Linked DNA regions of Homo sapiens: region 2 is linked to region 1. Evidence: chromatin loops called from intact Hi-C (ENCODE). Cell type or tissue: mammary epithelial cell. All regions are shown on one strand. Each heading gives the region's core, and the rest is flanking DNA. Links, peaks and the distances in the headings are about the cores only. Region 1 has its middle 50 kb from the start of FRMD3-AS1. Region 2 overlaps FRMD3-AS1 (FRMD3 antisense RNA 1).

What was found. Hi-C counts contacts between places; a loop is a spot of excess contacts. Peaks named below come from ENCODE experiments on the same cell type or tissue, not always from the same donor. Only the 100,000 strongest peaks of a DNase experiment are listed, where the experiment ranks them.
Region 2: a loop joins it to region 1, with 14 times the contacts of the local background. A loop is called at or near these places in 2 of 110 quality-filtered maps.

Annotation. Positions count from the first base shown.
Region 1 is chr9:83,162,971-83,174,778 of GRCh38, reverse strand. It overlaps a transcript of RASEF not described here. Among named protein-coding and RNA genes, the nearest start is that of FRMD3-AS1, 50 kb to the left of the region's middle. In mammary epithelial cell, for the core only: a CTCF peak has its summit at 7,361; a DNase peak (open chromatin) is centred at 7,428; H3K27ac peaks cover 380 bases.
Region 2 is chr9:83,226,754-83,238,561 of GRCh38, reverse strand. FRMD3-AS1 (FRMD3 antisense RNA 1) reads right to left here. Exons shown (of 3, transcript NR_184120.1): 2 at 4,643-4,846. Among named protein-coding and RNA genes, the nearest start is that of FRMD3-AS1, 13 kb to the right of the region's middle. RefSeq lists an enhancer at 10,093-10,794. In mammary epithelial cell, for the core only: a CTCF peak has its summit at 7,278 (motif pointing right); no DNase peak of the experiment used is centred there.

The sequences.
Region 1 (11,808 bases), core at 6,018-8,517:
CTAAATAAGTGGAAAGACATCTCATGTTCATAAATCGGAAGAGTTAACATTGTTAAGATGGCAAGTGGACTCAATGCTCAACAAAATGCCATTTGGCTTCTTTATTGAAATTGACAAGCTGATACTTAAATTCACACAGAAAGTTAAGGGACCCAAATAGTCAAAACAATGTTCAAAAAGAATAACAAAGTTGGAGAACTCACACTTCTCAGTTTAAAAACTTACTACAAAGCTATAATAAACAAGACAGTGTGATACGGACTTAAAGATAGACATATAGATCAATGGAGTAGAACAGAGAGACCAGAAATAAGCCATTATATTTATATTAGTTGATGCTTTACAAGAGTATTAATTCAATGAAGAAAGAATAGTCTTTTAAATAAATGACACTATGACAACTGGCTATCCACCGGCAAAATAATGAAGTTGGGCTCCATCATATCATATATGATTAACTCAAAATTAACTCAAAATGGACTGAAAATATGAACATAAGAACTAAAACTCTCAGAATAAAACAGTGACAAATCTTCATGACCTTGTACTAAACAAAGATTACTAAGATATGTCACTAAAAGCATAAGCAACAAAAGGAAAAATAGATTAATTGGACTTAATCAAATTTAAAAATTTTTGTGCTTCCAAGGACACCATTAAGGAAGTGATAAGACAATCTACTGAATGACAGAAAATATTTTCAAATTATGTATCTAGTATTGGATTTGTGTATAGAATATAAAAAGAACCCATACCACTTAATAATTTCAAGATGGGAGAGAGGCAGAACAGGATGGCCAAATAGAACCTTCCTGCAAGCAAACTTCCTGCAGGAACATCAAATTGAACAACTATCTACATAAATAAACACCGTATCAAGAACGAAAAATCAGCCCTCTAAAGAATTGGTACAAACAAGGCTAGGCTGTGAAGACTAAAATAAATACCTAACTTTTCTATGCCAGAAATGGACAAAAGTCCACAAGCATCAAGAACTTTCAGGAAAATATGACATCACCAAACAGACTAAATAAGGCACCAGTAACAAATCCTGCAGTGACAGAGACATGTGACCTCTCAGGGAATTCAAAATTGCTACCTTGAGGAAGCTCAGTGAACTTCAAGATAACACAGAGAAGGAATTCAGAATGCTATCAAAGAAATTTAACAAAGAGATTGAAACAATAATAAGGAAATCAAACAGATATCCTGGAGCTGAAAAATCAAATTGAAAAACAGAAAAATGCAGCAGAATGTCTCAGCAGCAAAACTGATCAAGCAGAAGAAAGGAATTAGTGAGCTGAAAGATAGACTATTTGAAAATACACAGTCAGAGGAGAAAAAACAATGAAAAAGAATAAAGTACATTTACAAAATCTAGAAAATAGCCTCAAAAGGGAAAAATCTTGAGTCGGTGGCCATAAAGAGGATGTAGTGAGAAAAAGAAGTTGGGATAGAAAGTTTTTTTCAAAGAAATACCAACTTTCCAAACCCAGAGAAAGGTATAAATATCCAGGTGCAACAAGACACCAATCAGATCCAACCCAAATAAAACTACTCTGAGACATAAAATAATCAAACTCTCAAAGGTTAAGGAAAATGGCAGGACTCTAAAAACAGCAATTGAAAAGAAGCAAATAACATATAAAGGGGCTTTGATATACCTGGCAGCAGACTTCTCAGTGGAAACCTTACAGGCCAGAAGAAATTAGGATGACAGATTCAAAACGCTGAAGGAAATAAAACATTCAACCAAGTATACTATATCCAGCAAAGCTCTACTTCAAACATGCAGGAGAGATAAAGACTTTCCCAGACAAACAAAAGCTAAGGGAATTTATCTTACAAGAAATGCTAAAGAGAGCTCTTCAATCTGGAAGAAAAGGATGCTAATGTGCAACAATAAATCATCTTAAGGGATAAAAGTGACTAGTAAAAGTCAATCTGCAGACAAATTCATAAAACTGTAATGCCACAATAGTGATGTATCAACTACTGCTATCTTTAGCATGAAAACTAAAAGAGAAATCTATCAAAAATAATAACTACAATTTCTTAAGAGATAGACAATATAAAAAGATATAAAACACAAAAAGTCAGAAAATGGGGGAATGAAGTTAGTGTACATTTTTAAAGTTTTTTTCATTATTTGTTTCTTTTCATTGTGTCATCAGTTAAAATAATTTGCTATAGCTATAATGTGTTTTTATAAGCTTCATGGTAAGCACAAAGCAAAAACCCATTAATAGATATACTGAAAGAAAAAGAAAACATACCACCAGTGAAAATCACTTGTCCACAAAAGAAGACAGTAGGAAAGGAAGAAAGGAAGAGAAGACATACAAAACAACCAGAAAAAAAATAACAAAATGACAGTAGTAAGTCCTTACCATCAATAATAATGTTAAATGGAAATGGACTAAATTATCCAATTAAAAGATGTAGAGTAGTCCAATTCTTAAGGCCACAAAACAATTTCAACAAGTTCAAAGAAATAGAAACTGTATCAAGCATCTTTTCTGACAAGAAGGGAATAAAACTAGAAATTGATAAGAAGATGAACCTTAGAAACTGTACAAACAACTAGAAAGTAACATGCTCCTGAATGAGTAACGGGTCATGAAGAAATTAAAAAAGAAATAAAAATATCTTAAAACAAGTGAAAATGGAAACACAACATACCATACCTATAGGATGACACAAAGCAGTGCTAACAGGCAAGTTTATAGCAATAAATGCCTACATCAAAAAAGTAGAAAGACTTCAAATAAACAACCTAACGATACACCTCAAGAAACTAGAAAATCAGGAACACACCAAATCCAAAATTAGTAGAAGAAAAGAATACAGATCAGAGCAGAACTAAACAAAATAGAAACTAAGAAAAGGACAAAGGATTCAATGAAACAAAAAGTTGGCATTTTGAAAACATACAAAATTGATAAACCACTAACTAGACTAACAAAGAAAAAAGAAGACCCAAATTAAATAAAACCAGAGACAACAAAGGAAATACTATAAAGGAGAAATTCAAAGTATCATTAGAGATTATTATGAGCAACTATATGCCAATACATTTCAAAACCTAAAAGACATGGATATGTTCCTAGACACATACAACTTACCAAGATTAAAATATGAAGAAACAGAACACTTGAACATACCAGTAACGAATAAAAAGAAACAGTAATAAAAATTTTCCCATCATAGAAAAGTCCAGGACCTGATGCCTTCACTGCTAGAATTCTACTAAACATTTCAAGAAGAACTAATGCCAATTCTACTGGAACTCAGAAAAATGAGGAAGAAGAAATACTTCCAAACTCATTTTTGTGAGGTGAGCATCATTCTGATACCAAAACCAGACAAAGACACAACAACAACAGAAAAGAAAACTACAGGCCAATATCATTGATGAACATAGTTGCAAAAATCTTCAATAAAATACCAGCAAATTGAATTCAACCACACATTAAAAAGATTATTCATTATTATCAAGTGGGGTTCATCCCAGGAATGCAAGGATAGGTCAACATACACAAATCAACAAATGTGGTACATCACATTAATAGAATCAAGGGCAAAATATATTTAAATCATTTCAATAAATACCATAAATCACTCAATGAAATTTAATATCTCTTCATGATAATATCTCTTCATGATAAAAACTAGGTATGGAAGGAACATATTCAAAACAATAAAGGTCACATATGACAAACTCACATCTAGCACCACACTGAATGGGGAAAAATTGAAAGCTTTTCATCTAAGATCTGGAACAAGACAAAGATGCTCACTTTCACTACTCCTATTGAGCATAGTACCAGAAGTCATAGCCAGAGCAATCAAACAAAAGAAAGACAGAAAAGGCAACCAAATTGGAAAGGAAAAAGTCAAATTATTATTGTTTGCAGGTAATATGATCTAATATTTAGAAAAATCCTAAAGACTTCACCAAAAAAACCTGTTAGAATTGGTAAAGGAATCCAGTAAAGTTGGAGGCTACAAAATTAACGTACAGATATCAGTAGTGTTTCTATACTAGCTAATAGTGAACTATCCGAAAAAGAAATCAAGAAAGCAATCTTGTTTATTGTACAATAGCTACCAAAAATTACCCAGGAATAAACTTAACCAAATAAATAAAAAATCTCTATAATGAAAGCTATAAAACACTGATGAAAGAAATTGAAGAGGACACAAAAAAGAAAAAATATGCCAGGTTCATGGAGTGGAAGAATTAATATTTTTAGCATCCATACTACACAAAGAGATATATAGATTCAATGAAATCTTTTCCAAAATACCAATGACATACATAAATATATATATATTTTTAAATCTGAAGTTTGTATTTAACTTCAAAAGACCCAAATGGTCAAAGCAATCTTGAATATAAAAACAAAGCTGGAGGCATCACATTACCTGCCTCAAATATACTACAAAGCTGTAGTAACCAAAACAGCATGGCACTGGCACAGAATCAGACACATAGACCAATGCAACAGAATAGAAATCCCAGAAATAAATCCTTACATGTATAGCCAACTCATTTTGACAAAGGTGCCAATAACATACATTGGGGAAAGCACAGTCTCTTCAATAATAGGTGCTGTGAAAACTGATAGCCATGTTCAGAAGAATGAAACTAGACCTCTATCTCTCACCACAACCAAAAATCAAATCAAAATAAATTAAAGACTTAAATGTAAGACCTGAAGCTAGGAAACTACTTGAAGAAAATATTGGGGAACCATTTCAGGACATTGGTCTGGGCAAAGATTTCTTGAGTTAGACCTTAGAAGCACAGGCAACAAAAGAAAAAAATGACAAATGGGATTATATCAAGCTAAAAAGCTTATGCCCAACAAAGGAAACAATCAACAAAGTGAAGATACAATCTACAAATAAAAAGAAATCTGACAATGGACTAGTAACCAGAATATATAAGAAACTCAAACAACTCAATAGCAAAATGATAAATAATCTAATTAAAAATGAGCAAAGGATCTGAATAGATATTTCCCAAAAGAAGACATACAAATGACCATTAGGTATATGAAAAAATGCTCAACATCACTAATCATTAAGGAGATGCAAATCAAAACCACAGTGAGATATCATCTTCCCAGAGTTAAAATGGCTATTATTCAAAAGCCAAAAACAAAACAAAAAACAAAACAAACAAACAAACAAAACAAACAAAAAAACCAACCAAACAAAAACCCAAATGCTGTCGAGGATATGGAGAAAAGGAAATGCTCATACACTACACCGTTGGTGGCAATGTAAATTAGCACAGCCACTATGGAAAACAGTATGGAAGTTCCTAAAAAAGCTAAAAATAGAGCTACTGTATAAGATCAAACAATCCCACTCCTGTGTGTGTGTGTGTGTGTGTGTGTGTGTGTGTGTGTGTGTGTGTATGGAAATCAGTATATCAGAGATATTATTTGCACTGTCATGTTTATTGCAGTGCTATTCACAATAGTCAAGATATAAAATCAACCTAAGTGTCTATCAGTGAATGAATGGATAAAGAAAATTTGGTTTATACGCACAATGGAAAATTTTTCAGCCATAAAAAAATGAAGCCCTGTCATTTGCAGCAGCATGGATTGAACTGGAGGACATTATGTTAAGTGAAAGACAAATATTGCTTGTTCTCACTCACATAGGAGCTAAAAAAATGATCTCTCACTCACATAGGAGCTAAAAAAAAAATGATCTCTTGGAGGTAGCAAATAGAATGGTGGTTGCCAGAGGCTAGGAAGGGCAGCAGGGAGGGATGAGACAAAAAGGGGCTGGTTAATGAGCACAAGAAAACAGGCAGATAGAAGGAATAAAATCCAGTGTTCACTAGGAAAGTAAGGTGACTATAGTTAACAATAATTTATTGCATATTTCAAAATAGCTAGAAGATAAGGCTTGAAATGTCCCCAGTACAAATAAATGACAAATGTTTGTCACTTTTGTCTTTAATAATAGCCATTTTAACTGGGGTGAGGTGATATCTCATTGTGATTTTGATTTGCATTTCCCTGATGATTAATGATGTTAAGCATTTTTTCATATACCTGATAGCATGTGTATGCCTTCTCTTGAGAAATATCTATTCAGATCTTCTGCCCATTTTTAAATTGGAGTATTTGCTTTTTTGCTATTGAGTTGTTAGAGTTCCTTATATATTCTGGTTATTAATCCCTCATCAGATGGATGATTTGCAAATATTTCCTTTTATTCCATAGGTTGTCTCTTCACTTTGTTGATTGTTTCCTTTGCTGTGCCGAATGATAAATGAGGTGATGGATATCCCAATTACTCAGTTTTGATCATTACACATTGTATGGTTGTATCACAATATCACATGTACCTCATAAATATTTACAATTATTCTGTATCCATAAAAATAAAAAAACCACAAATAACTCAATTTAAAGTAGTCAAATAACCTGGATAGACATTGCTCCACAGAAGACACACAAATGGCCAATAAGCACAGGAAAAGATGCTCATATCATTAAACATCAAAGTAATGTAAATCAAAACCATAGTGAAATACCATTTCATACCCACTATGCTGGCTACAATAAAAAATAAATCATAACAAGTGTTGATAGGGATGTGCAGAAATTGGGACCCTCATTCACTGCTAGTAGGAATTCTGGTGCCCCTTCTTTCAAAAATATTTTGGCAGTTCCTCAACTTTAAACAGAATTAACCATCTGACCAACCCAGCAGTTCCACTTCTAGGTATACACTCAAGAGAACTGAAAACATATGCCACACAAAAACTTGTACATGAATGTCCATTGAGGCATTATTCTTGTTAGCCAAAAAGTAGAAGTGATTCAAATATCATCAACTGGTGGGTGCATAATAAAATGTGGTATATGACTCCATATAATGGAATATCTTTCAGCAGTAAAAGCGGTAAGTACTGATACATGATGAATCTTGAAAACATTATGCTGTCAGAGAGCCCAGTCACAAAAGATCATGCATTGTATGATTCCATCTATATGAAATGTCCAGAATAGGCAAATTTGTATAGACAGAAAGTAGATGAATGGCTACCGGATTCTCAGGGGAATGTGAGGAATGGGATTACTGCTGAAGAATATGGGGTTTCTTCTGGAGGATGATAAAAATGTTCCAAAATTGATATGGTAATGGTTGCACAACTCTGTGAAAATACCAAAAACCTCTGATTGTATGCATTTAATGAGTGAGTTATATGTGTGTGAGTTATATGTCAATAAAACTGTTACAAAAGAAAAGAAATAAGAAGGCTTAGAGTCAACCTCTGTAGAACACTAGTTTACAACGTGCTGGTGTCTCCATCTCATGGGCTTTTATAGCACTCCTGTAGAGATTGCTATTGCTAGATCAAGTTGAAAAAAAAAAAAAAGGCCTAAAGACTTCAGGTGATTTACTCAAGACATTGGCTAACTTGTGGTAGAGGCAGGAAATGCCAGTCTCCACCCACTCAGGTCAAGCCTGGTCTTCTTTCTAATATACCAGATTTTTTTTTTTCTGAGGTTATCTACTCATTCCTTATTTACTTTGCCTAAATTGCCTGATTTTGAGACTCAAAAGTCTGATTTTGTGTCAGGCACTGTTCTAAGCCTTTCAAGTATATTAACTAATTAAATCCTTACAAAAGCTCTGAAAAAAAAAGTGCTACTTTGATCCCACTTGCAGATGAGAAAATGGAAGTAGGGAGATTAATTTTCCCAGATCACATAGCTAGCAAACGGCAAACCTAGGATTTGCACCTCAAAGAGTCTGGAACCAGGCCCTATTGCTTTTAAACCCATACCCTTAAAGAGAGATTCCCTTTCTTTAAGTCTCATATCTTAGATCTCAGTTTCCACTGTAAAACAAGATAAAGAGATCTGCTCTGTTTAGTGGTGCTGAGGTTTGATACTGGGGGTCTACCTGAGTGTGCCAGTGGCCTTGGGTTCCTCTGCACTACAGCCGAATGTGAATGGTGGTCACTGAGTGAGTTCTCTGCCTAAGAGCTCAGCCAGGAGAAGTGTTTGCTTTGCACTAGCTAAATAAATCATTCCTCTGTCAGTCTGTCAGGTGACCAGGCTGGGGTGGGGGTGCAGTAGGTGGTAAGGAGAAGGAGCTGCACAGTTGCTATATACTCAGAGGTTGTATGTATTCTGTCCAATGAAACCGTACCGCCACATGTTATTTTACACCCCGGCTGTCTGGGTTCTACGTCAGCGTGGGAGTGAGTCCTCAGCTAGTCCCTGGACTTGTCTTTCTGGTTGGTTGTTCAGAGAAGACTTAAAGGTGTAATAGTGCTTTTCTTGTGACTTTCAGTCTCTATTGACAACCCTGTGTGTCAAGTGTAATTAAGAGTTCTTGCCAGGAGACACAGGCTTCTTTCTCCTAGTGTGTCTGTACCTGGATTTCCCAGCCTTGCATACCTAGAAAAATTCCACTTGGTTGTAGTGTATAATTTTTTAAATACATTGCTGTATCCAGTTTGGTGATATTTTGTCGGGGACTTTCGCAGCTATGTTCATTAGAACTATTGGTCTGTAGTTTTCATTTCTTGTAATGTCTTTGTCTAGTTTTGTTATTAGGACAATGCTGGCCTTATAGAATGAATTAAAAAGAATTTCCTCTGCTTCTATCTTCTGAAACAGATTATAGAGGATTTGTATATTTTCTCTGTTCAATGTTTGGTAGAATTCACAGATAAACCCATCTTGACCTGAAGTTTTCTCTTTCAGAAGATTATAAACTATTGATTATATTTCTTTAATAAGTATAAGACTATTCAGATTACCCAATTTTTCCTGTGTGAGTTTTGACAGATTGTGTCTTTCAAGGAATTGGCCCATTTCATCTAGGTTATCAAATTTGTGGCCATAGGGTTTTTAAAAAAATGTATTTATTGATTATCCTTTTAATGTCTATGCAACCTGTAGTGATGTCCCCTCTTTCATTTCATTTCTGATATTAGTATTGTGTGTCATCTCACTTTTTTCTTAGTTATTTTGGGTAGAGGCTTATCTATTGTACTGAAGTTTTCACAGAACCAGCTTTTGGTTTCATTGATTCTCTGTATTGATTTCCCATTGTTAATTTCATTGATTCTTGCTCTAATTTTTATGATTTCGTGTGTTTTCCTTACTTTGGCTTTAATTTCCTCCTCTTTGTCTGGTTTCCTAAGATGGGAGCTTAGATAATTGATTTTAGATTTCTTCATTTCTAATATAAGCCTACAATGCTATTAATATAAATTTCCTTCTACTGCTTTGTGGCTAACAAAATTTGATAAGTTGTCTTTTCATTTTCATTCCGTTTCAAATATTTTAGAGCATCTCTTGAGATTTCTTCTTAGACCAGTGGATATTTATAAATGTGTTATGCAATCTCTGAGACTTGGGATTTCCTGGCTGTCTTTCTGTTATTAATTTCTGGTTTAATTCCTTTGTGGCCTGAGAGCAAACATTGTATGATTTCTATTCTCTTAAATGTATTAAGGTATGTTCTATGGCCCAGAATATGATCTGTTTTTGGTGAATGTCCCACATGTGCTTGAGAAGAATGTGTATTCTGCTGTTGTTAAGTGAAGTAGTTAACAAATGTCCATTATATCCAGTCAATTGATGGTGGTGTTGTTGAGTTTATGTCCATACTGATTTTCCATTTGATGGATCTGTTAAATAGTAATATAGGGGTGTTGAAGTCTCCAACTATAATAATGGATTCATTTATTTTTTTTCCTCGTAGTTCTGTCAGTTTTTGCCTTATGTATTTTGATTCTCTGATGTTAGGCACATATACATTAAAGATTGTTATGTCTTCCTGTTATCGACCCCTTTATCATTATGCAATGTCCTTTTATATTCATGATAACTTTTATTGCTCTGTCATCTACTCTGTCCAAAATTAATATAGCTACTCCAACTTCCTTTGATTAGTATGAACATGGTATATTTTTCTCCATTTGTTTAGTTTTAATCAATTTGCATCTTTATATTTAAAGTATGTTTCTTGATATTTCTGACAATCTCTTTTAATTGGTACATTTAGATCATTGATGTTTAAAGTTACTGATATTACTGTATTTCCCATATGTGTTACCATTGTCTGTTACCATTTTTGTTTGTTCCTGTTTTGCCTTCTTTTTTTTTTTCCTTGGTGGTTCTAATTTGATTTTTTCTCCTGTCTTAGTAAACCAATTATGCTTCATTTCTTTAACTTTTAAAATTAGTTGCTCTAGACATTGCAATATACATTTACAACTAATCCATGTCCACCTTCAAAAAACACTATAAACCTTACAAGTAGTGTGAGTACCTTATAATAAAATGATACTAATTTCTCCCTCCCATCCCTTATATCATTGCTGTCATTAATTTCACACACACACACATATATATATATATATATATATATATACACACATATACAAATATATATATTTGAATACGTTGTCGCTATTATTTTTTTGAACGGACTATTATCTGTTAGGTCAATTAAGAATAAGAAAAATAAAATTTTATTTTATCTTCATTTTTTCCTCCTCTGATGCTCATCCTTTCTTTATGTAGATAGATATAGGTTTCTGACATATACAATTTTCCTTCTCTCTATTCTACGTGACTTCTTTTACATTTCTTAAAAGGCAGCTCTACTGAAAACAAATCCACTCAATTTTTGTTTGTCTGAGAAAGTCTTTATTTCTCCTTCATTTTTGAAGGATAGTTTTGTAGGTTACAGAATTCTAGGTTGGTAGGGTTTTTTTTTTTTCCTCTCAAGTAAGATTTGTTTTCTCTGTTTTTTTAAAATAGTGTTTTCTTTTTCTTTGATTCTCTGTAGTTTAAAAATGATATATCTAGGTGTAATTTTTTCAGCATTTATTTTCTTGGTGTTCTCTGAGCCTCCTGAATCTGTAATTTGTTATGACATTACTTTGGGGAAATTCTCAGTCATTATTGTTTAAAATATTTCTTCTACTCCTTTCTCTTTTTCTTCTCCTTCTGGTATTCCCTTTACAAGACATTCCACACTTTGTAGTTGTTCCACAGTTCTTGAATACTCTGTTGTCTTTGTTTTTGGTATGTTTTCTCTTTGATGTTCAGTTTTGGAAGCATTGATTGAGATATTCTCAGAGATTTTCCCTTCAGCAGTTTCCAGTCTATTCATACCCATCAAAGGCATTCTTCATTTCTGTTTCAGTGTTTTTGATCTCTAGCATTTCTCTTTGGTTGTCTTAGAATTTTCATCTTCTTGTTTATGTTGCCCATTGGTTCTTGCATGCTGTCTACTTTATCCAGTAGAGCCCTTATCATATTAATCATTGTTGTTTTATATTACCAATCTGATAATTCCTACATCCCTGCCATTTCTGAGTCTAGTTCTGTCTCTTCAAACTATGTGTGATGTCTTTTTGTAAGTCTTGTCGTTTTTTCTTGATACCTGGACATGAGTTACTGGGTAAAAGGAACTACTGTAGACATGCCTTTAGTCATGTGGTGATTAGGTGTATGTGTGTTGGGGGATAAGTGCTTTATTGTCCTACTATTAGGTTTCAGTCTTTTATGAGGCCATGCCTATGGACTGTGGATTGTACAAGTGTTCATAAGTATTTTTCCTTCTCCTTAGGTGGAATAGGATGGAAACAGTGGGCTGGAGTTGGGTATTTCTTTTCTCCCAGGTCACTTAGGCTCTGGTAAAACAATATTAGTTTAGGTTCTGGTTAAATAGTTTCTCCTGTGGGCAGACCTTGCTAAGAACAGAGTACACTGGCATATTTCAAAATGGTTACATTTCCCC
Region 2 (11,808 bases), core at 5,867-8,366, 64 kb before region 1:
GGGAAAGAATAGTCTTTTCAACAACTGATATCTAACAGCAAAATCATAAAATTGGACCAATTTCTCACACTGTATACACAAATTAGCACAAAATAAATCAGAGACCTTGTGTTTAATAAAATTTACAAAACTTTTAGAAGAAACATAAGATCAGATCTTTGTAACCTTTGATTAGAGAGGATGGTTTCTAAGGACAGCAAAAGCACTAGAGACAAAATAAAAAATAGGTAAATTAGATAGTAATAGATAAATTTAAAAACTTTTGTGCTTTAAAAGACACTGTCAAGAAAAGTGAAAAGACAAAACACTGAAGGGATGAAAATATTTTTAAATCATACATCCGATAATGAATTTGTACCCATAATACATAAAGAATACTTACAACTCAGTAATAAAAAACATAACCAATTTTTAAAGTAGGAAATGTTATCACAATAGACATTTTGGTAAAGGAAATATGCAAATGGATAGTAAGCACACGAAAAGATGTCCAATATCATTAGTCATTAAAGAAATGCAAATCAGTGCCACATTGAGATTCTACTTTACACCCACAAGAATGGCTATAATAAAAAGACAGGCCACGAAGTGTTGCTGAGGATGTGGATAAATTGAAACCCTCATATATTCCTGGTAAAAATGTAAAATTGTGCAGCTACTAGGCTGGGCGCGGTGGCTCACACCTGTAATTCCAGCACTTTGGGAGGCCGAGGCGGGCAGATCACGAGGTCAGGAGATCGAGATCATCCTGGCTAACACGGTGAAACCCCGTCTCTACTAAAAATACAAAAAATTAGCCGGGCGCTGTGGCGGGCGCCTGTAGTCCCAGCTACTCCGGAGGCTGAGGCAGGAGAATGGCGTGAACCCGGGAGGCAGAGCTTGCAGTGAGCCGAGATCGCGCCACTGCACTCCAACCTGGGCGAAAGAGCGGGACTCCGTCTAAAAAAAAAAAAAATTGTGCAGCTACTTTGGAAAACAGTTTCGTAGTTCTTCAAAAAGTTAAGCATAAGGTTACCATACAAGCCAGCAATTCCACTCTTAGGTATATACTCAAGAGAACAGAAAACATATATTTACACAAAAAAATGGGTAATTTTCATAGCAGCACTTTGCATAATAGCACAGAAGTGGAAACAACCCGTATGTCCATCGGTTCGTAAATTGCATAAACAAATGTAGTGTATCCATTCCATAAAAATGAATGAAGTATTGGTACACGCTACACCATGGATGAACTTTGAAAACATTATGCTAAGTAAAAGAAGCCAAAAGCAAAAGGCCATCTATTGCATGATTTGATTTATATAAAATGTCCAGAATAGGCAAATCTATAGAGACAGAAAGTAGATTAGTGATTTCCACGGGTAGGGAGAATGAAGAATGACTGCTAATAGGTACAGAGTTTCTTTTTTGGGTGATAAAATTTTTCTTTGAATTATGTAGTTGCGATGGTCGCATGACTCTGTGAACAAAGACCAATGAATTTTATGCATTATTTATGGTATGTTAATTATAGCTCAACAAAGCTGTTAGCAAAAATTATATTTGTTGTGGTTCACTATGTTATTTTTTAACATATTTTGTGAGGAGTACGAGTTGAGTAGCTTTATTATAACCAAGAACCTTTCCATTTCTATTTGTCAGCAAGTTTTGTCAGTACTTAATTCTATCAAAATGAAAAATAGATAATGCTGAACCCAGTTTCATTTTAGCGATAAGTAATATTTGTGCATAAAGATTAAATAATTTGATTTATACCATTGATATTTACTTCTAATAAATTTTTAACTTTTGTTCAATAGTTACTTAAGCTATTATGAAATAACTATTAATATTTTCTTATGAACTATGAATATTAATATTTTAATAGATTCTACAAAAACTATTAAAAACAAAAATTTTAATTTTTTTACACAAAATAATTTTGTGCATCATTATTAGTGCTTCTGTAAAAATGACAAAAGGCCAGAGTATAAAATTGCTGCCTAGGAGATACTGATATAAAGATAGAAGTAGCTGGCATATCTGGAACAGAAAGTCGGTGTAATATGATGGCTAAGAGCTCAGGCTCTCCAGCCAGATGGCCTCAGCTCTGGTCTCAGCTTTCCTGCTCTTCTTAGGTGTAACTTTAGGTAACTCATTTGATCTCTTGAATTCTTGGCATCCTCATCTTTAAAATTATGTTTAACTACAGCACTTATCTCAGAGCTGTTATGGAATTTAAAAATAAGTTAGAATTTGCAAATCCCTTAGCAAAGTCTTGGACATGTAGTAACTACTTGAGAAATGCTAGGAGTTAAGGCCCATAATCTGGCACCTCCAGGTCATTCTAGACTCATCGTAACCATTTCACTCTTTGAGGACATCCTGTTCTACTGAAGTAATAGCATCATGGTGGCAATGCATAACAAAATTGGATTTGGAAGTTTCAGAAGATATAACAAGAACCAGAATTTGCTTCTAAAAAACATCTATTTTTCTTCTACATTTATTTATAAACAAAACATCTCGTTGCCTATAACGTGGATACACATCCAAAATAGTAAGACATCAGAAAATAGAATACATCAAAATTCCTTTCAGGAGGAAACTGTGTTTGTAAGAAAGAAATGTTTTTTTCTAAGTTGTTCAAAGTAGGGAGTATATTGCAAATGTATAGTCAAGTTACAAATGCAAGGTCTCCTGATTTCTTTCTCTGCGTGACTTTCTTTTTTCTGGTCCTCTGTCCTGTGCTATTTACCTTTTGATAAATGTTCGATGTGGAAGTTGATTCTCAGAACCCTTGGCACAATAGCCTTGGTTACCCACATCCATTTCAAGAGCTCCTAACAGTTTGGAAACACTGGATCTTGCTTTGGGTGCAGTTGAATCTTCAACCCCTGTGGTGAGACCTATTTCTATGTAGATTAGAAAGAAACAATGATAGCACAGTGATTGCAAAGATGAAGAAACAGGATTTGAATTCATTTAATTTCACCATTCAGTGTGACTCAATCACAATTTAAAAATTTTTTAATTTAAAATTTAAAATGTTTGCCAACTATGAAGTGTAATATTTTTGTTTTATAAGTGCAAATTTTATTTCATACATATTTTCTGAATATGATAACATTTTAAAATTGCAATGTATTCTTTTTAATTGTTAATTATTTGTCTTCAAACAAAAGAACAAATAAGAAAACAAAATCTCACATTAGTAATTGCCTAAATTAGGTCGGGCGCAGTGGCTCATGCCTGTAATCCCAGCACTTTTGGAGGCCGAGGTGGGAGCATGGCTTGAGCTCAGGAGTTTGAGATCAGCCTGCGCATCATAGCAAGAGTCCATCTCATTTAAAAAAATTTAAAATGTAATTGCCTAAACTATACTTCTGCAGACATTTTAGTTTTATTTAAACCTAGTTATTGGACTGTCATTTACGTAAATATTAATATATCAGACTGTAACCAAAGGATCAAAGTTCAGCCATTTAGGTGGATATAAAAATTAATAAAAAATAGTTGTAGGCATTTCCTTTTATTTTAGAAACTTATATAATTATATATAAGATTATACATAGTTTAATAGAACATTTTCACTGCTTTGTTTTTCTGAGCATTATTTGTGTATATATATAATCCATAATTATGTATGATATTGTCAATTACACGTATTATAAAGACATAATTATCATCATACTCATGGCCATTATTGAAAATAATTTTGTTGTATAGAGAAGGGAGGTGTTAAAAAATGACTCCTCCGGGTGTCACATATATTAGATATTCCACAGGACACAGTCTTGATATCAGCATGGTTCCTGAGAAGATTGGAAAGCTTGGAGTAGGGTCAAACAGTGACTCAGCGACTGATAGAATTGGCATAGAGTCAGAGTGGGGGAGTCAAGTTTGATTTTTAAATGCCTAGTTTGGGTGAGTGGGAAAAGACAATGTCATTAGCCAGGCTCAGTTCCAATAGAGCCAGTGTTTTTTATTTATAATTATTTTTTTTAAAATTTTAATTAAAAAATACTGTTTTGGTACAAAGATAATGAGTTAGACTTGGATCTAGTGAGCCTGAAGTACCTGTGGGATGTTTAGTTGGTCTAGAAACTCAGGTGTGAAGTTAGGGCTGGATTCTGGATTATATGCATTTGAATTATAGGTGCTACTAAAAAAACACTGGCTGGATAGCATCAATTGCAGGGAAAATGTTTTAGGGCATAATGAAGAGAGATATTCAAGGATACCTTAAGGAAAAGAGATTTTAAAAGTGAGAGAGATGGTCCTTTTATCTTTTTCTGTTTCCTCTCTTTTTGCCACACTCTACACAGACACAAAGCAACAGCTATTTTATCTTTAAAATAGAGAATCAAGATGGAAATCAAGAAAATACAGAGGGATTTCTTTGCACTAAGACTCAGTTTCCAGAAGCAGAAGAGACTCAGTTTCAGAAAGCATTATGACTCGTTTTTAGGGAGTCAAGAAACTTCTCTTTCTTACGTTTAGGTTCATAGTCAAAGAAAGGCTGGATCCCTAAAGAGAATAAGTCAAAAGTTAAGAACAACAGTAAAGGCTGGATCCCTAAAGGGAGTAAGTCAAAAGTTAAGAACAACAGTAACATAAAAAGGCTGTCCTGAGCTTTTGCTATCATGCATATCCTTACAGGGCTCATCTGGAAGGCCCATTTGAGTATAACAGGGATGCTTTCTGGAGATCAGGTTGTTCCAGGTCAGCTGGCACCGGATTCCTGCTGCAGGGCTCCTCCTCTTAGCAACAGGCACATCTTTTAGCCTGCAGAGATGGTCCAGAGTTGCAGAGACTCAAAGCACAAATGTCCTGAGAGACAGTTACCCGGCAGTCAGTGTCACTGTGTGAAAATGAGTGAAAAGTACAAACAAAACAGATCAGAAGCTGGGCTACTGATCTCTCTCTCTTTCTCTCTCTCTCTCTCTCTCTCTCCATATATATATATATATATTCCCCATTGGGTGTAAAACATGTAACAGTGAATAAGCAGATAAAAATCCTAGCTATCATGGAGCTTAAATTCTAGTGGGAGGATACAGACAGTAACTAAATAAGAAATTCCTAAGAAAAGCATTACATAAAAAATACACAAGAAAAGTATCAGATAGTGATAAATGCAAAAGAGAAATAATAAGTGAGGATGGGGAAAAGAAGTGCTGGGGCATGTGATTGGGGAGGCCTCTCTTTTTCAGTGAGGTAGAGACCATGATTCTAAGTAAAATAACTCAGAAACAGAAAATCAAATACTGTATGTTCTCATTTGTAAATGGGAGCTAAACAATGGGTACATATGGACATAAAGTTGTAAACAATAGACACTGGGGATTCCAAAATGGGGGATGCCAGAAGTCAGGGGTGAGGGTTGAAAAATAACCTTGGGGGTGCGGGAGTTAACTGTGTGGGCATGTGGAGGATTGGCATCCAGGGTTGAGGGGGAGCATGATGGAATGCCTGAAGAACAGAAAGGGGCCATTGTGGACCGAACGCACAGGACAGCCCTCCTGGGCACAGAGTATGGAACAGCAGGAGGGAGCCCTAACAGAGGCAGAATGGACATCGGTGGTACTGGGGAAGCTGCAATAGCCAGATAGGCCTTCTGTCCACAGAGTAAGGGTCAATTAGGTAGTGGATTATGTGGGTAGGGGGGCAGAGAAGCCTTGTGCCCTCCAGTTTTCAGATCTATCCACTGGGACGCTGCTGCAGACCTTACCTGCTCTGGCCTTTAAATTGAGCTGCAGAGGAGAGGGGGAGTGGGGGTGGCAGAGCTATCTGAAGGAGGGGAGGAAGGCCCAAGCTAGGGCAGTAGTGGGGCAGGGACATACCAGTGATTCCTATTCCAGTGGCCGCCATGCTGCTGAGCATGTGGTCAGGATTGTTGGTAGAAGGCTAACCTGGGTCTCAGAGATTCAGTCAACTATGGGGCCTAGGAAAGATATTCTATAAAGGTGTCCCTGCCTTGAACAAGGAGCTTGGTAAACATATTCTTCGGTGGAGGAAGTGATTTTAAGCAGAAGGAATTATAGGGAAGGTTTTGGAAAAGGGAATGTACCAAAGGAGGGAATTTAGGGGGATAGAGAGCATAGTCAAATTTAGCTTCTGTGTCTTCCAGTGTGAGTTGGTTCCCATGAGTTGGAGAAGTGATATAGAAGACCATAGAATAGAAAACATAGCCAAGGCCATCTTCAAATATTTTTCCCTATTGGCACTTTTTCAGAGGGTTCAATCAGCCCTAAAACTTCCTTCCTCTTCCATGGGATAGTTTCTCCGGACTGTGCTAAGTCTTCCTGAAGTGGAATGTTCTTTGCCTTTCTGTTTTTCTCTCTTTCTATGTATGTGTGTACAGATACACACACACACACACACACACACACACACACACACAAAAGGCCAGACATTTCTATAACTTATTCTCTAAAATTCACTTCATTTGGGTCTTTCATTACAAAAAAGGCTCTGCCTTCTTTCCAATTAAAACAATTGATGATGAAAAGAATCCAGATCCATGGCAGTAGGCTTGATAAAGAATTGGTAAAGAAAGTTACAAAGAGCAAAATAAAAACCACCCATAATCTTACTCCCCAGGAATAACCAATGCTAACTTTGGATTTTAATTTTTCAGAATTGGAATAATGCTAAGTCCTTCAATGTGGGGCAGAAGGACTAAGCAGAGGGTCTCTCAGAGTGTTCTGCTTTATAGTTTTTCACAATGAAAATACACCTATCTGTCTTGATCCCAGGCTTTCTGCTGCTACCAAATGCCTACCTCTAACATCCCCTATGGCAGGAGAGGCTCTCATTTTAGGAAGACCCTATTTACTCTGGCACATGACTTCTCCATTCTACTATTTTATGTATCCTAGTTGGCTGCAAGCATCCAATTCTTCTGACGCACAGCCTCAGAATCTTGTCCCTGGGACCCAGCTGTTGGCCATCCCATTGGCCTCTTGGTGTGGCCCGTTGCTTTAGTTCCAACTGCAACAAAAGTCAGTTTCTCTTTTCAACTGCTGATTTTTGGCTTCTCTAAACAGCATGCCCATCATGTCTTGGGCCCCTAGCCCACAGGTCCTGCCAAAGGATTAAGTTTCCAAAAGTTTGGCTTGTTGTGTCCAGATCAAATTTAAGTTGGGTGCAAATTGCTCCCTTCATGGGAGTCCACATGGACTGCTCTACTCCTCCACCAGCAGCAGATCATCTAAATCCTTTTGCAGACATGCTAATTCTAGCTTGAAGGAAAGAGTCTACGTTCCTCCAGGGGGAGCTCCATAAATAGCTCCAAGGACAAGAGAAAGGCATGTGCCCTATCTTCCTCCAGGGGGAGCTCCATAAATAGCTCCAAGGACAAGAGAAAGGCATGTGCCCTATCTTCTTCTTAGACATTACTTTCTATTTAAGTAGGACTGGCTCCCTTTGATCTCTGCCTCTTTGCTTGCATACAGGTTTCCTTTACAGACATGCTTCATTCCACTGTGCTCTGCTTTATTGTGCTTTGCAGATATTGTTGTTTTTTACTTTGAAGGCACACCCTGCGTCAATAAGTCTGTCGGCGCCATTTTTCCAATAGCATGTGCTCACTTGGTGTCTTTGTGTCACATTTTGGTAATTCTCACAATATTTCAAATTTTCTCATTAGTATTGTATCTGTTATGGTTGTCTGTGATCGATGATCTTCGATGTTCCATTGTAGTTGTTTTGGGGAACCACGAACCAAACCCCCAGAAGACAGTGAACTTAATTAGTAAATGTTGTATGTGTCTTGACTGCCTCACTGACCAGCTGCCAGCTGTTCCCCCATCTTTCTCCTTTGCCCCAGGCCTCCCTATTCCCTGAGATACAGCAATATTGAAATTAGGCCAAGTAATTACCCTACAATGGCCTCTCTAAGTGTTCAAGTGTAAGGAAGAGTTACACATCTCTCACTTTAAAACAAAAGCTAGAAATGATTAGGCCTAGTGGTGAAGACATGTTGAAAACTGAGATAGGCCAATAGCTAGGCCTCTTGCACCAGTTAGCCAAGTTGTGAATGCACAGAAAAAGTTCTTAAAGAAAATTGCAAGTGCTACTCCAGTGAACATACTAATGATAAGAAAGCAAAACAGCCTTACTGCTGAGATGGAAAAAGTTTTAGTGTTTTGGATAGAAGGTCAAACCAGCCACAACATTCCCTTAAGCCAAAACCTGATCCAGAGCAAGGACCTAGATCTTCAAGTCTATGAAGGCTGAGAGGGGCGCAGAAGCTGAAGAAGAAAAGTTGAAAACTAACAATGGTTTGATTCATGAAGTTGAAGAAGCCGCCTCCATAACATAAATGTGCAAGGTGAAGCAGCAAGTGTTATTGATCTCTAGCTAAGGTCATTGATGAAGGTGGCTACACTAAACAACCAATTTTCAATGTAGACAAAACAGTCATCTATTGGAAGAAGATGCCATCTAGAACTTTCACAGGTAGAGAGGAGAAATCAATACCTGATTTCAAACCTTCAGAGGACAGGCTGACTCTCTTGTTAGGGGCTAATGCAGCTGGTGACCTTAAGTTGAATCCAATGTCTGTTTACCATTTAGAAAATCCTTAGAGCCCTTAAGAATTATGCTAAATTTGCTCTGCCTGTGCTTTATAAATGGAACAACAAAGCCTGGATGAGAGCACATCTGTTTTCATCATGTCTCACTGAATATTTTAAGCACACGGTTGAGACCTACTGCTCAGAAAAGAAGATTTCTTTAAAAAATATTACTGTTAATTGACAATGCACTTGGTCGCCCAAGAGCTCTGATGGAGATGTACAAGGAGATCAGTGTTGTTTTCTTGCCTGCTAACATCACATCCATTCTGTAGCCCATTGATTAAGGAGTAATTTTGAATTCCAAGTCTTATTATTTAATAAATAAACTTTGGAAGGCTATAGTTTCCATGGATAGTGATTCCACTGATGGATCTGGATAAATGGAAAAGCTTCTGGAAAGGATTTACCATTCTAGATGCCACTGAGAATATTTATGTTCATCAATAGCAAAGTCATGGAATCAACCTAAGTGTCCATCAATGTTTGATTGGATAAAGAAAATGTGGTATATAGAAACCATGGAATACTATACAGCTTTCTAAAAGAATGAACTTATGCCCTTTGCAGCAACATGGATGGAGCTGGAGGCCATTATCCTAGGTGAAATAACTCAGAAACAGAAAATCAAATACTGTGTCTTCTCACTTACAAGTGGGAGCTAAACAATGGGTACACATGCACATAAATTTGGAAACAACAAACACTAGGGTTTCCAAAATGGGGGAGGGTGGAAGAGGGGTTGGTGAGGGTTGATTTCATGGGTTATACCTATTGAGTAGAATGTTCAATATTTGGGTGATTTGTTCACTTGAAGCCCAAACTTCACCATTATACAATATATCCATGTAACAAACCTACACATGTACCCCTGAATCTAAAATAAAAATAATAACAAAAATGAACATTGTGACTCATGAAAGGAGATCAAATTGTCAACATTAACATAAATTTGGAAGACGTGGATTCCAATCATCCTGAATGACTTTGAGTTCAAGACTTCAGCGGGGACAAGCACTGCAGATGCGTTAGAAATAGCGAGGAAATGAAGATGGCCGAATAGGAACAGCTCCGGTCTACAGCTCCCAGCGTGAGCGACGCAGAAGAAGGGTGATTTCTGCATTTCCATCTGAGGTACCGGGTTCATCTCACTAGGGAGTGCCAGACAGTGGGCGCAGGTCAGTGGGTGCGCGCACCGTGCGTGAGCCGAAGCAGGGCGAGGCATTGCCTCACTTGGGAAGCGCAAGGGGTCAGGGAGTTCCCTTTCCGAGTCAAAGAAAGGGGTGACGGACGGCACCTGGAAAATCGGGTCGCTCCCACCTGAATACTGTGCTTTTCTGACCGGCTTAAAAAACAGCGCACCATGAGATTATATCCGGCACCTGGCTCGGAGGGTCCTACGCCCACGGAGTCTCGCTGATTGCTAGCACAGCAGTCTGAGATCAAACTGCAAGGTGGCAGCGAGGCTGGGGGAGGGGCGCCTGCCATTGCCCAGGCTTGCTCAGGTAAACAAAGCAGCTGGGAAGCTGGAACTGGGTGGAGCCCACCACAGCTCAAGGAGGCCTGCCTCCCTCTGTAGGCTCCACCTCTGGGGGCAGGGCACAGACAAACAAAAAGACAGCAGTAACCTCTGCAGACTTAAATGTCCCTGTCTGACAGCTTTGAAGAGAGCCATGGGTCTCCCAGCACGCAGCTGGAGATCTGAGAACCGGCAGACTGCCTCCTCAAGTGGGTCCCTGACCCCTGACCCCCGAGCAGCCTAACTGGGAGGCACCCCCCAGCAGGGGCACACTGACACCTCACAGGGCAGGGTATTCCAACAGACCTGCAGCTGAGGGTCCTGTCTGTTAGAAGGAAAACTAACAAACAGAAAGGACATCCACACCGAAAACCCATCTGTACATCACCATCATCAAAGACCAAAAGTAGATAAAACCGCAAAGATGGGGAAAAAACAGAACAGAAAAACTGGAAACTCTAAAAAGCAGAGCACCTCTCCTCCTCCAAAGGAACGCAGTTCCTCACCAGCAAGGGAACAAAGCTGGATGGAGAATGACTTGGACGAGCTGAGAGAAGAAGGCTTCAGACGATCAAATTACTCTGAGCTACGGGAGGACATTCAGACCAAAGGCAAAGAAGTTGACAACTTTGAAAAAAATCTAGAAGAATGTATAACTAGAATAACCAATACAGAGAAGTGCTTAAAGGAGCTGATGGAGCTGAAAACCGAGGCTCGAGAACTATGTGAAGAATGCAGAAGCCTCAGGAGCTGATGCGATCAACTGGAAGAAAGGGTACCAGCAATGGAAGATGAAATGAATGAAATGAAGCGAGAAGGGAAGTTTAGAGAAAAAAGAATAAAAAGAAATGAGCAAAGCCTCCAAGAAATATGGGACTATGTGAAAAGACCAAATCTACGTCTGATTGGTGTACCTGAAAGTGATGGGGAGAATGGAACCAAGTTGGAAAACACTCTGCAGGATATTATCCAGGAGAACTTCCCCAATCTAGCAAGGCAGGCCAATGTTCAGATTCAGGAAATACAGAGAACACCACAAAGATACTCCTTGAGAAGAGCAACTCCAAGACACATAATTGTCAGATTCACCAAAGTAGAAATGAAGGAAAAAATGTTAAGGGCAGCCAGAGAGAAAGGTCGGATTACCCTCAAAGGGAAGCCCATCAGACTAACAGCGGATCTCTCAGCAGAAACCCTACAAGCCAGAAGAGAGTGGGGGCCAATATTCAACATTCTTAAAGACAAGAATTTTCACCCCAGAATTTCATATCCAGCCAAACTAAGCTTCATAAGTGAAGGAGAAATAAAATACTTTACAGACAAGCAAATGCTGAGAGATTTTGTCACCACCAGGCCTGCCCTAAAAGAGTTGCTGAAGGAAGCTCTAAACATGGAAAGGAACAACCAGTATCAGCCACTGCAAAATCATGCCAAAATGTAAAGACCATCGAGACTAGGAAGAAACTGCATCAACTAACAAGCAAAATAACCAGCTAACATCATAATGACAGGATCAGATTCACACATAACAATATTAACTTTAAATGGAAATGGACTAAATGCTCCAATTAAAAGACACAGACTGGCAAATTGGATAAAGAGTCAAGACCCATCAGTGTGCTGTATTCAGGAAACCCATCTCACGTGCAGAGACACACATAGGCTCAAAATAAAAGGATGGAGGAAGATCTACCAAGCAAATGGAAAACAAAAAAAGGCAGGGGT